Regions from separate parts of the Homo sapiens genome. Here all the other regions are linked to region 1. A link is a contact called in ENCODE Hi-C or POLR2A ChIA-PET data. All regions are on one chromosome and are shown on one strand. Each heading gives the region's core, a stretch centred on a gene start or an enhancer-like site at or near the end of the contact. The rest is flanking DNA. Distances are from core to core; before and after follow the strand shown. Region 1 holds the start of PTP4A1 (protein tyrosine phosphatase 4A1). Region 2 overlaps PHF3 (PHD finger protein 3). Region 3 has its middle 96 kb from the start of PTP4A1.

Region 1 (3,328 bases), core at 245-2,744:
AATTTAAGATTTTAAAGTCTTTACTTTTTTAAATCATTTATTTGTAAAGGGACATATTTCTCAAGTGTGCTAGTTTTCCTTGATTTTAATGGATTAAAATGTGTCGTAGGTGAGCCATTTTCTTCCAAATGACGAAGAGTTTTTGTTCCTTTGAAAGTCTGGCCCAGGATTTTGTTTGTTTTTGTTTTTTTAAAGTTCTTATTTTACTTACAGAGTTAAGAAAGTTGAATAACTATACAACCAGTCTCTAAATAGAAGTTCTAATAAATCCTAAGATGTTGCAGGGCACTGAAAGAGGACAAAATTTGATCCCTAAAGCCCTCTCCAATCTCATACTCGGTGAAAATAACAAACAAAAGGCTTCAGTGTTAGTGGAAAACTGAGTTCTTAAAAAGCAGGTAAAGGTCCTGTTTGGTCCTTCTCCAGAGCTGAGGAGAAAGGGTTTTCAGATTATAAATAACAGAGGTGCCCTTGTATGGCACAGAATTGCGATAAGACTTTACTTCTTAGGGGCTTAAATAATGAAGTCAGTAAAAGAGGACTGAAAACGAACATAAAGAAGAGCTTTAGCTTTGACGCAAAGAATTACATCAGTGCTTGACAAAACCGAGGATTCTTAATTTCTAAAAACGCTTTCTTTAAGCACTTCCTAACCTTTCATTATCTGAGACAACATATCAAGTGAGCAGCAGTACAAAGGATGCATGTGATTTCGAAATGCCACAATTGAGCCAACTGCAGTTGCACGCGTACGTAGTATAGAGAGGTGTGATCAAAAAAAGAATATAGGGAGCATAGGGCTTCGTCTGCATCAAAAGATACTCTCCCCATCTTCTATAGCCTTAAGTTTTGCGAAGGTAAGTTTCTCCCCGCTTGAAAGCGCCCCCAGGGACAAGAATTCATCTTGACCAAGCCTAAGGCCGTGGCATGCAAGGTGTTGAGTCACCGGGTACAGCGGTCTTGCGACATAAATATTATTTGATGACGAAGGTACTCGGGGCCCAGGTGCCAAGGTAAACCACTGGCAAAGATGACCGTGGTTAAGGCAGTAGAAAGCAGGCTCGACACTGAGACGCGGTTCCAGCCCTAGAAGGATTGCATTTTACGATTCAGGCAAACTTCGAGTCTCCTCATGTGACATGTGTGCACTCCTGGACCGTTTTAATTATGAGAAACGTGGTTTGCAGCATGATTCCTTCCAGTCGATAAATCGGAATCTCTCTCGCTCCCACCCCTTCTTAACTTCAGGCTTCCTGCATCCCGGAGCACTCCCGGCAGCCCCTTCCCTCCCCCGCCCCGGGGATGCTCCGACTCGGCGCTTAGCCATTCATCAACCGGTTCACACCGGCGGCGGCCGCCGCGGAGTGACGTCCGGAGGGGGCGGGCCTCCGCCCCCGCCTGTCGGCTCCTGGCCCGCGGTTCCAGGCCGCGATTGGTGGCTGGAGGGTTGCACGTCGCGCCGGCTATAAAGGGGAGGGCTTGTGACGCAAGGGCGCCTCGGCGCGTGTATTGGCTCCTTCGGCTGCGGGCCGGCTCGGCTACGCGCTCTGCTCCGAGCCGCTCACTGCATGGTAGAGTCTGGTGCCCCCGCCGCCGCCTGCATCGCCGCCACCGCCGCTCCGCCACGACCACCGCCGCCTCCTGCCCTGCAGCCACCGCCACCGCCTGTGTCGCCGCCGCCTCGGGACCGGCTGTATGATTAGGCCACAATCTTCAATGAGTAAACATATTCCTGTGAGTAGCCGTCGCATCGTCGCCTCTCGGGCTGGGAATCCACGACCGGCCCCCCATCCCCGCTGTCGCCTTTGTTCGGAGCCCGGCGTCTCCTCCAGGTTGCCCCGGGTTGCGGTTCCGGTGGGTCCCGGGTGGGAGCGGGCGGGTTATGGCCCTGTGGCCGGCCGATTGCGGCCGGCTGTGCGGAGGCAGATGCCGGGCCCCTCGGGGCTGCGGGGTGGCGGTTGGCCGCCGGAGGCACCGGCTTTTGAGTCCCTCCCGAGCCCGGAGCGACGGGGGCGGCGCGGTCCGGCTTCTGCGGCGGCCGGGGGCAGTTTCGGCTTCCGCAGCGGGCCGGGTGGGTGGCACAAAAGCCGCTTTGTGACCGCCGCCTCCGCCCTTGGCCCTTTGGTCTGGCGCGACCCGTCCGGGCATGGCAGGCTCCGCGGCGTCCCGGGGCCTCTTTGTTCGGCCGGAGGAGAGTGGCTGCACTGGGAGCGGGAGACGTGGCCCGGGGTGGGGCGAGGGCTGCGCGTGTCACTGCGGAGCCGGATACGGGGAGGGCGCGGCGGTGGCGGGTTCGCCTCCAGATCCGGGCGGGCGTGGGGTAGGCCGGACAGCCAGGCACGGGTGGTAACGATCTGGTTCCAGAGCTTCTCGGAGCTCCGGGGTGGGCGCGGGACAGCCACTGGGTGCAGCTACACTCTTGTGCTCGACGGCCGGGACCCGAGCCTCAGACAAAATGGCCTCGGCGCCCGCGCCTGACTGAAGGCGCGGCGCGAACCCGTGATTGCGGCGCGGAGAGGGGGCGCAGCGGGCGTGCTCGGGCGCACACAGCCGCGTGCGCGGGGCGGCGGCCCTCTGGGGCATTCCGCGAGCTGCACCCCTGCCCGGGCCAGAGTGGGGTTCTGCTAGGTGAGAACTTCGGCCGTCCGCCCCGCCCTCCTCCCAGGCTCCACCTGGTAATTCGAGCTGTTCCGGATTTATCGCCCCACCTCGGGCTCGTGATAATGGGAACAAGTCTAGTCTTGTCCTTTCTCTGGGCCAGTCGTCGAGAAATGGCCTGGTTCGGAGCGTCTTGGAAACTGACAGGGCTACTGTTAGTTACACTGACGCGAAGGACTTCCCGTCCGGGCACCAGCATACATTTCCCCTGCCAATTTTGGAAGGGCCCTGGATGGCGCCTTTTAATCGGGGACTGTTTAGAACTATCCCTGAGCTCTGTGGTGTAATATGTTGTTGCCTCCTGTTGGTTTGTGGCAGCAGTAGCCAACCAGAGACGGAATTCTGAGGGTTTTTTATCTTCTGTCCGCGGAGCCCCCTACCAGTCCACGAGTATTAAGTTATTTACACTACGATTGGAACTGTTGACCTGCCCGACATCTAGATCCTGAGGCAGTGCTTCCTGTTACTCAGTCAGTTGAAAACTAGAAAACTAAATCATTCCCAAGAGTGAGCAGCATTTTACACATGCTTTCTTAGGTGCCCTAAGACCTAAATAGATGTGGAACAGACTATACAACGAATTGTTTGTGACAAAGGAGTTACACACATTAATTGGCTTGACTCTGCAGTATAATAATGATTTAAGCTTCTGCACAGAGATTACTCTTTC
Region 2 (3,328 bases), core at 265-2,764, 110 kb after region 1:
TTTATTTATTTTTTCCCCCTGTGATAGAACAAGTAAGAAGTTTGCGACAGAGCACTATTGCCAAGCGTTCAAATGCAGCACCATTAAGTAACACAAAAAAAGCATCTGGGAAGACTGTATCTACTGCTAAAGCAGGAGTGAAACAACCAGAAAGGAGTCAGGTTAAAGAAGAAGTATGTATGTCACTGAAACCTGAGTACCATAAGGAGAATAGAAGGTGCAGCCGAAATAGCGGACAAATTGAAGTGGTACCTGAAGTATCAGTGTCTTCAAGTCATTCTTCAGTGTCATCTTGTCTTGAAATGAAGGATGAAGATGGATTAGATTCTAAGCATAAGTGTAATAATCCGGGAGAAATAGATGTGCCATCTCATGAATTAAATTGTTCACTTCTTTCAGAGACTTGTGTTACTATTGGAGAAAAGAAAAATGAAGCTTTGATGGAATGTAAAGCCAAGCCTGTTGGTAGTCCATTGTTTAAGTTTTCAGATAAAGAAGAACATGAACAAAATGATTCCATTTCAGGTAAAACGGGTGAGACTGTTGTTGAAGAAATGATAGCAACAAGAAAAGTTGAACAAGATTCAAAGGAGACAGTAAAATTATCCCATGAAGATGACCATATTCTTGAGGACGCTGGATCTTCTGATATTTCTAGTGATGCTGCTTGTACAAATCCAAATAAGACAGAAAACAGCCTTGTAGGTTTGCCTAGTTGTGTAGATGAAGTGACTGAATGTAATTTGGAATTGAAGGATACCATGGGTATTGCTGATAAAACTGAGAACACCCTTGAAAGAAATAAAATTGAACCGTTGGGTTATTGTGAAGATGCGGAGTCTAATAGGCAGTTGGAGAGCACTGAGTTTAATAAATCAAACTTAGAGGTGGTTGATACTAGTACTTTTGGACCGGAAAGTAATATCTTGGAAAATGCTATTTGTGATGTGCCTGACCAAAATTCAAAACAGTTGAATGCTATAGAAAGTACTAAAATAGAGTCCCATGAAACAGCAAACCTTCAGGATGACAGAAACAGCCAGTCAAGTAGCGTTTCTTACTTAGAGTCAAAAAGTGTAAAATCCAAACATACAAAACCTGTAATTCATTCTAAGCAAAACATGACCACAGATGCTCCGAAGAAAATTGTTGCAGCAAAGTATGAAGTAATACATAGCAAAACTAAAGTTAATGTCAAAAGTGTGAAACGAAATACTGATGTACCAGAATCTCAGCAAAATTTTCATAGGCCAGTCAAAGTCAGAAAAAAACAAATTGATAAGGAGCCAAAGATTCAGAGTTGCAATTCTGGGGTTAAATCTGTGAAAAACCAAGCTCATTCTGTACTGAAAAAAACATTACAGGATCAAACTTTAGTACAAATTTTCAAGCCCTTAACTCATTCTTTGAGTGATAAGTCACACGCTCATCCTGGTTGCTTGAAAGAACCTCATCATCCTGCACAAACTGGACATGTATCACATTCTAGCCAGAAACAGTGTCATAAGCCTCAGCAACAGGCCCCAGCAATGAAAACCAATAGTCACGTGAAGGAAGAGCTTGAACACCCAGGCGTTGAGCATTTTAAGGAAGAGGATAAACTGAAACTGAAAAAACCTGAGAAGAACCTACAACCCCGCCAAAGAAGAAGCAGCAAAAGTTTTTCTTTAGATGAGCCACCATTGTTCATTCCAGATAACATAGCTACCATAAGAAGAGAAGGCTCTGATCATAGCTCCTCATTTGAAAGCAAATATATGTGGACTCCCAGCAAGCAGTGTGGGTTTTGCAAAAAACCACATGGCAACAGGTGTGTGTGTATGTGTGTATGAGTGATGTGTACATTGAAAATAAATTGCTTTTTTGGGGGTGGGATTAATGTGAGAATTGTTTTAAAGACATTATTTGATACACAGAGACCTGTGCAAAAACAAAAAGCTTCATCAGTCTTGGATAAATGATAGAAAGATGGATCTACTGAATTTACAAATATATCATCCTAGAACATTTAAAAAAGCATAGTCTGGCCAACAGCTGACATACATGGAAATATTTTGTCATTGTCACAGGTTAGACAGTGTAATTTAGCCACTGCATCTGCAAAAAAGCCAAACACTTCCTGGTAATTGGAAAATTGTTATACTGCTTTGGGTCTGTAAGTTATATATTAATTCATTTGGTGTGAGAAGAACTAGTAATAAAGTATGAAGGTCATAATGGAAATTCTATTTTTCTTTTGAAGTTTTTTTTTTTCTTAAAATGAAACATATTAAAGAACACCATTTCATAACTATCAAACTTTATCTTGCAGTGAAATTTGACAGCTAAACAATTGTTAGATTACCCAGGTCAACATGAAATAGAGTGAAAAACGTATTTCTTTTTTTGAATGTTTTAAATAATTTTTTGTGAATTCTAGTCTTTTTAAAATTTGAGATGATTTTAGCACTGACTTTCATCATTCTTTCTAGTATTCAGTGATTTGTAGTTTTATGACACTGCACCCCTCAATCCCCAATGTGTTTTTTGTTAGCTTTTTAAGAAAAGGAAAGCAAGAGATGAAGTGGAGTTTGCAGCTACCAGATTATTCTGTTCAAGTGTTCATATTGCTGTTGGAACTTCTTTCAATGCTGATATGATAAAAGAACATTATAATTTGTATATTATATTCTTCTTATCCTTATTCATGAAAGTGTGCTAGAGTGATTTTTCCCAGCACTATCTTAGTACATAAAAATGAAGCTCTTTAGGGAGGGACAATTTAGTAAAGTGTGTTGTAACATATTATTTTGGTGGTGTTAGGGTGATTGGGGAGATCGGAAAGGAGATGTTGGGGCTATTGTGTAAAATAAGTTTTATGTCAAAGTATTTCTTCATTTGTGATCCAGCCCGTGGCCTATTTTTAGCGTCAAGGGTTAGTTTATAACAATATATTCCAGTTTTTAAAAGTTGTCACTTGTTTGAATACAGTGCTACATTCACTGTCACTTACATGCTCTTAATTATATGGTTTTTTTATTTAAAACACCTTACTCAGCCAGGCGCAGTCGCATGCCTGTAATCCCAGCACTTTGGGAGGCTGAGGTGGGCGGTAGGCAGATCACTTGAGGTCAGGAGTTCGAGACCAGCCTGGCCAACATGGTGAAACCCCGTCTCTACTAAAAATACAAAAGTTAGCTGGGTGTGCTGGTGCATGCATATAATCCCAGCTATGTGGGAGACTGAGGCATGAGAATCACTTGAACCTGAGAAATGGAGGTTGCAGTGAGCCGACATTGAGCCACTGCACTCTAGCTGGTGACGAAGTGAGACTGTCTCCATAAATAAA
Region 3 (3,328 bases), core at 298-2,797, 97 kb before region 1:
GTGGGAAAACGGGACGGGCGCAGTGGTTCATGCCTGTAATCCCAGCACATTGGGAGGCCAAGGTGGGCGGATCACGAGGTCAGGAGATCGAGACCATCCTGGCTAACATGGTGAAACCCCGTCTCTACTAAAAATACAAAAAAATTAGCTGGGCATGGTGGCAGGTGCCTGTAGTCCCAGCTACTCAGGAGGTTGAGGCAGGAGAATGGCATGAACCTGGGAGGTGGAGCTTGCAGTGAGACAAGATCACACCACTGCACTCCAGCCTGGGCCACAGAGCAAGACTCCATCTCAAAAAAAAAAAAAAAAGAAAGTGGGAAGTTAGGCTGGGCGCTGTGGCTCACGCCTGTAATCCCAGCACTTTGGGAGGCTGAGGCAGGAGGATCACCTGAGGTCAGGAGATTGAAATCAACCTGGCCTACATGGTGAAACCCTGTCTCTACTAAAGATAAAAAAAATTAGCTGGGCGTGGTGGCAGATGCCTGTAATCCCAGCTACTTGAGAGGTGGAGGCAGGAGAATTGCTTGAACCTGGGAGGTGGAGGTTGCGATGATTTGAGAAGACTCCGTCTCAAAAAAAAAAAAAAAAGGAAAGAAAATGAGAAAATGAAAGGTTGACTTCCCCACAGATTTTGTGCAAAATGAGACAATGAATATTTCTTTGTGGAAATAATAATTATTCCTACAAGTTTAATATGCAAACGAAATGTGTCTCCATTGTAGACGTTCAACTAAAAACATTGTTATAAAACAAACCACTGTAAGAACAATGACCTCTATAAGGACAAAACAAGTGTAAGAACTGAGGTATCAAAAAGGATTTGTTTTAGGATGCAGAAATGCTGCTATAAAATGCATTTACAAACTTACTGTCTTCATTCATATACCTCATCATATACTTCATAGTCCCCATACCCTAACACCCCATGCCAACCCCATTGGCATGCTGTTGCAGTGACTTTTGGGTTTGCAACTTCTGCTTTAAATGAATAGATCTGCCAAAAAAAAAAAAAAAAAAAAGACACCCAATTGCCCTCTATTACCACCCATAGAGACCCAACATACTTGACATCCAAAGATATCATACCAACCCAACATGGTATGTTTCTGGTTAATAGTTATTACAAATCCTGGGGAAGTGATATGTGTGTACTTTGAGATGATTAATAAAATTCAGTGACCTAATGGTGAAACAAAGAATGAGGCATTTATACAATTGAATATTTCAAACAGGTTGGTATAAATTTTGTCTCTTATCCTAGGCCATTAAAGAGGTATTCGAAATAAGGCTTGAAATATGCTTCAAACTTCATATAGAGTATGCCAGATAGTGGGCAGGGACTGACTGATATACCAAAAACACGTTTCTAATATCTGGGCTAATAGTAGTTAACAACCCCAAGCACTAAGTTTAAAAAAGAAGAAGCAGCACATCAACAACAACTGTTGTTGCTAAAGTAAGAAAATGTTTTGGGCAGATCAGAATTTAGTCACACACCAGTTTTGATGCCAGCAGGTCATGCTCAGAACAGTCTGCCCTGGAACCTACTGGGACTGCTGAAATTCTGGCAGGCCCAAGGAGTGCTAAAATCAAAGGCAGCCCTTCAGAGGAAGAGGGAAAAGGCAGGGTGTCTAGTAGCAAAGTTCAAGCAGGCAGAGTACTGACCCCTTCTGTCTAATGTCATTCAGATCAAGAGCCGAGTGGAGATAAAGGACATTATTATGTAGATTTTTTGTTTTATTTTGGTTTGGTTTTTTTGTTTGTTTGTTTTGTTTTGTTTTTTGGTTTTTTTTACTGATAGATGTAATGAAGCCATAAGAGAGAGGCTTAAGGAGATTCTTCACTAAGCAACAAAATCATTAAAAGTTCACCTTGGTGAGATAGTGCTACCTCATAATTACATGACTTGTTTATTGCAAGTTTTCAGATTGTGTTCTCCTATCCTTGCAAATCTAACAACCTCAGCATACAAAGCTTGATGTGACAGAAGTTAGAGCAGTTGAAAAAACCAGGACTGTTCGATTAACTCTTGTGGCATAACAAATTACCCCAAAATTTAATAGCTTAAAACAACCATTTCATTTTGCTTACAATGTGAGGTGTTAGTAGTTCAGGAAGAGCTCAATTGAGCAATTCTCTTTAGAGTTCCCCCTACAGTTGCAGTTAGATATTGGCTGGAACTGCGATCATTTGAAGGCTCAGCTGGACTGGATGTCAAAGATACAAGGCAGTCGGTGCTGGCTTTCAGCTGGGAGCTCAACTGGAGCTATTAACTCAAGCACCTACATGCTGTTTCTCCATGTGGCTGGGTCTTCTCACTCAGCAGCTGCTAGACTCCAAAACATAGTATCTCAAGAGGGGAGAGTCTAAAGAGCACAGGAAGCAAACATTCTAAGAGACCAAGAATAAGCTGCAAGGAGACCCAGCCTTGGAAGTCACTCAGTGATATTGGCACTGAACTTTATTCATCAAGGAAATCGCTATGACTAGCCTAGATTCAATGAAGAGAAATTAGATCCAATCGTCTAGGAAAGAAGTCTTATAAAATTTGCCATTGTTTTTAATTCATCATAAACACTTTTTCATCATTCTGCTGCTTCTACCTTTCTTATGTTACTCTTCCCATCTAAATTTGGAAATAAGCATCCTTTACTCTGAAGCTATGGCTTTTAATTGAAACCCTTCCTAGTAGTCAAGCCTAGACAGATGGAAAATAAGTTCTCTTTTTAAATTTGTTTCTAACATTTGCTCTACTGTTTTTCTGATACCAAAACTGTTGGAAGCAGCATTTCTCATCACAGTTTGTGATAGGAATGCCATTTTAGAGTTAAAATTTAATATACAGAATTTCAGTTAATCTTCCTTGAAGAAATAATACAAAACAAACTTTCATAAGCTTAAAAGTCAGAAAAGACAGACAATAGATTTTGCTTTGTTACATGCTGTTCTAGAACAGTTAGTTTTATGTCATCCATTCTTAGTTAATTATAAATTACCTTTATAAAATAAAACTCATAATATCACATTTAATCATTCTTCTTTTGTTCTATGTAAAAACATGTATCTGATCTCTTAAACTTTACAAAGTAAAAGGATGTTCTTATATTTCCCAAAATGATGAAATTGCTGTATCTTCTTTTCTCGTGGCTAATAAAGCATTTAAAGTTCACATATCCAAATCAGATCGTTTATTGAAAGGAAATAGGGTTTAACATAGAAATGGAGAGTTTCTTTGAAATATGCCATGGGGGTCTCGTCCTAGTCTACGAAGCTTCAAAAATGTTTTTCGTCACATAAATCACGTAAGATCCAGTTTTGGTTTTCATCC

The links. A loop is a pair of places that touch in the nucleus more often than their neighbours do. ChIA-PET counts read pairs that join two places held with the same protein, here RNA polymerase II (POLR2A). Pooled maps may share reads with other maps.
Region 2: a loop to region 1 is called in a map of B cell, with 2.4 times the contacts of the local background. The contact joins the enhancer-like site here to the promoter of PTP4A1 in region 1. A Hi-C loop is called at or near these places in 4 of 168 maps with a recorded cell type or tissue (B cell, OCI-LY7, heart right ventricle and 1 more), 5 of 37 single-sample maps with no recorded cell type and 8 of 50 pooled maps. POLR2A ChIA-PET finds 5 or more read pairs at or near these places in 7 of 52 experiments (GM12878, H1, WTC11 and 3 more).
Region 3: a loop to region 1 is called in a map of gastrocnemius medialis, with 4 times the contacts of the local background. The contact joins the enhancer-like site here to the promoter of PTP4A1 in region 1. A Hi-C loop is called at or near these places in 4 of 168 maps with a recorded cell type or tissue (gastrocnemius medialis, heart left ventricle and psoas muscle) and 9 of 50 pooled maps. POLR2A ChIA-PET finds 5 or more read pairs at or near these places in 4 of 52 experiments (A549, HEK293, HepG2 and 1 more).

Annotation. Positions count from the first base shown.
Region 1 is chr6:63,570,986-63,574,313 of GRCh38, forward strand. It overlaps PTP4A1 (protein tyrosine phosphatase 4A1), which reads left to right and starts at 1,495. Exons shown (of 6, transcript NM_003463.5): 1 at 1,495-1,734. LOC124901228 (translation initiation factor IF-2-like) reads right to left here and starts at 2,583. Exons shown (of 2, transcript XM_047419610.1): 1 at 2,547-2,583; 2 at 1-2,445. The coding sequence starts at 2,583. The coding sequence ends at 1,700. It overlaps LOC128125822, which reads left to right and starts at 1,495. Exons shown (of 2, transcript NM_001415059.2): 1 at 1,495-1,734. The coding sequence starts at 1,696. It also overlaps a transcript of LGSN not described here. RefSeq lists enhancers at 481-1,218, 1,219-1,954, 1,279-1,573, 1,955-2,690, 2,627-2,996 and 1 more and silencers at 1,237-1,656, 1,957-2,086.
Region 2 is chr6:63,684,102-63,687,429 of GRCh38, forward strand. PHF3 (PHD finger protein 3) reads left to right here. Exons shown (of 16, transcript NM_001370348.2): 4 at 28-1,810. Among named protein-coding and RNA genes, the nearest start is that of PHF3, 50 kb to the left of the region's middle. RefSeq lists an enhancer at 1,507-1,876. Within about 2 kb of position 1,515, at least 4 of the 41 ENCODE cell types and tissues checked have a DNase peak (open chromatin) inside an H3K27ac peak, as active enhancers do; they include B cell, GM12878 and OCI-LY7, where a contact is called at or near this core.
Region 3 is chr6:63,474,316-63,477,643 of GRCh38, forward strand. It overlaps a transcript of LGSN not described here. Among named protein-coding and RNA genes, the nearest start is that of PTP4A1, 96 kb to the right of the region's middle. Within about 2 kb of position 1,548, at least 6 of the 41 ENCODE cell types and tissues checked have a DNase peak (open chromatin) inside an H3K27ac peak, as active enhancers do; they include gastrocnemius medialis and psoas muscle, where a contact is called at or near this core.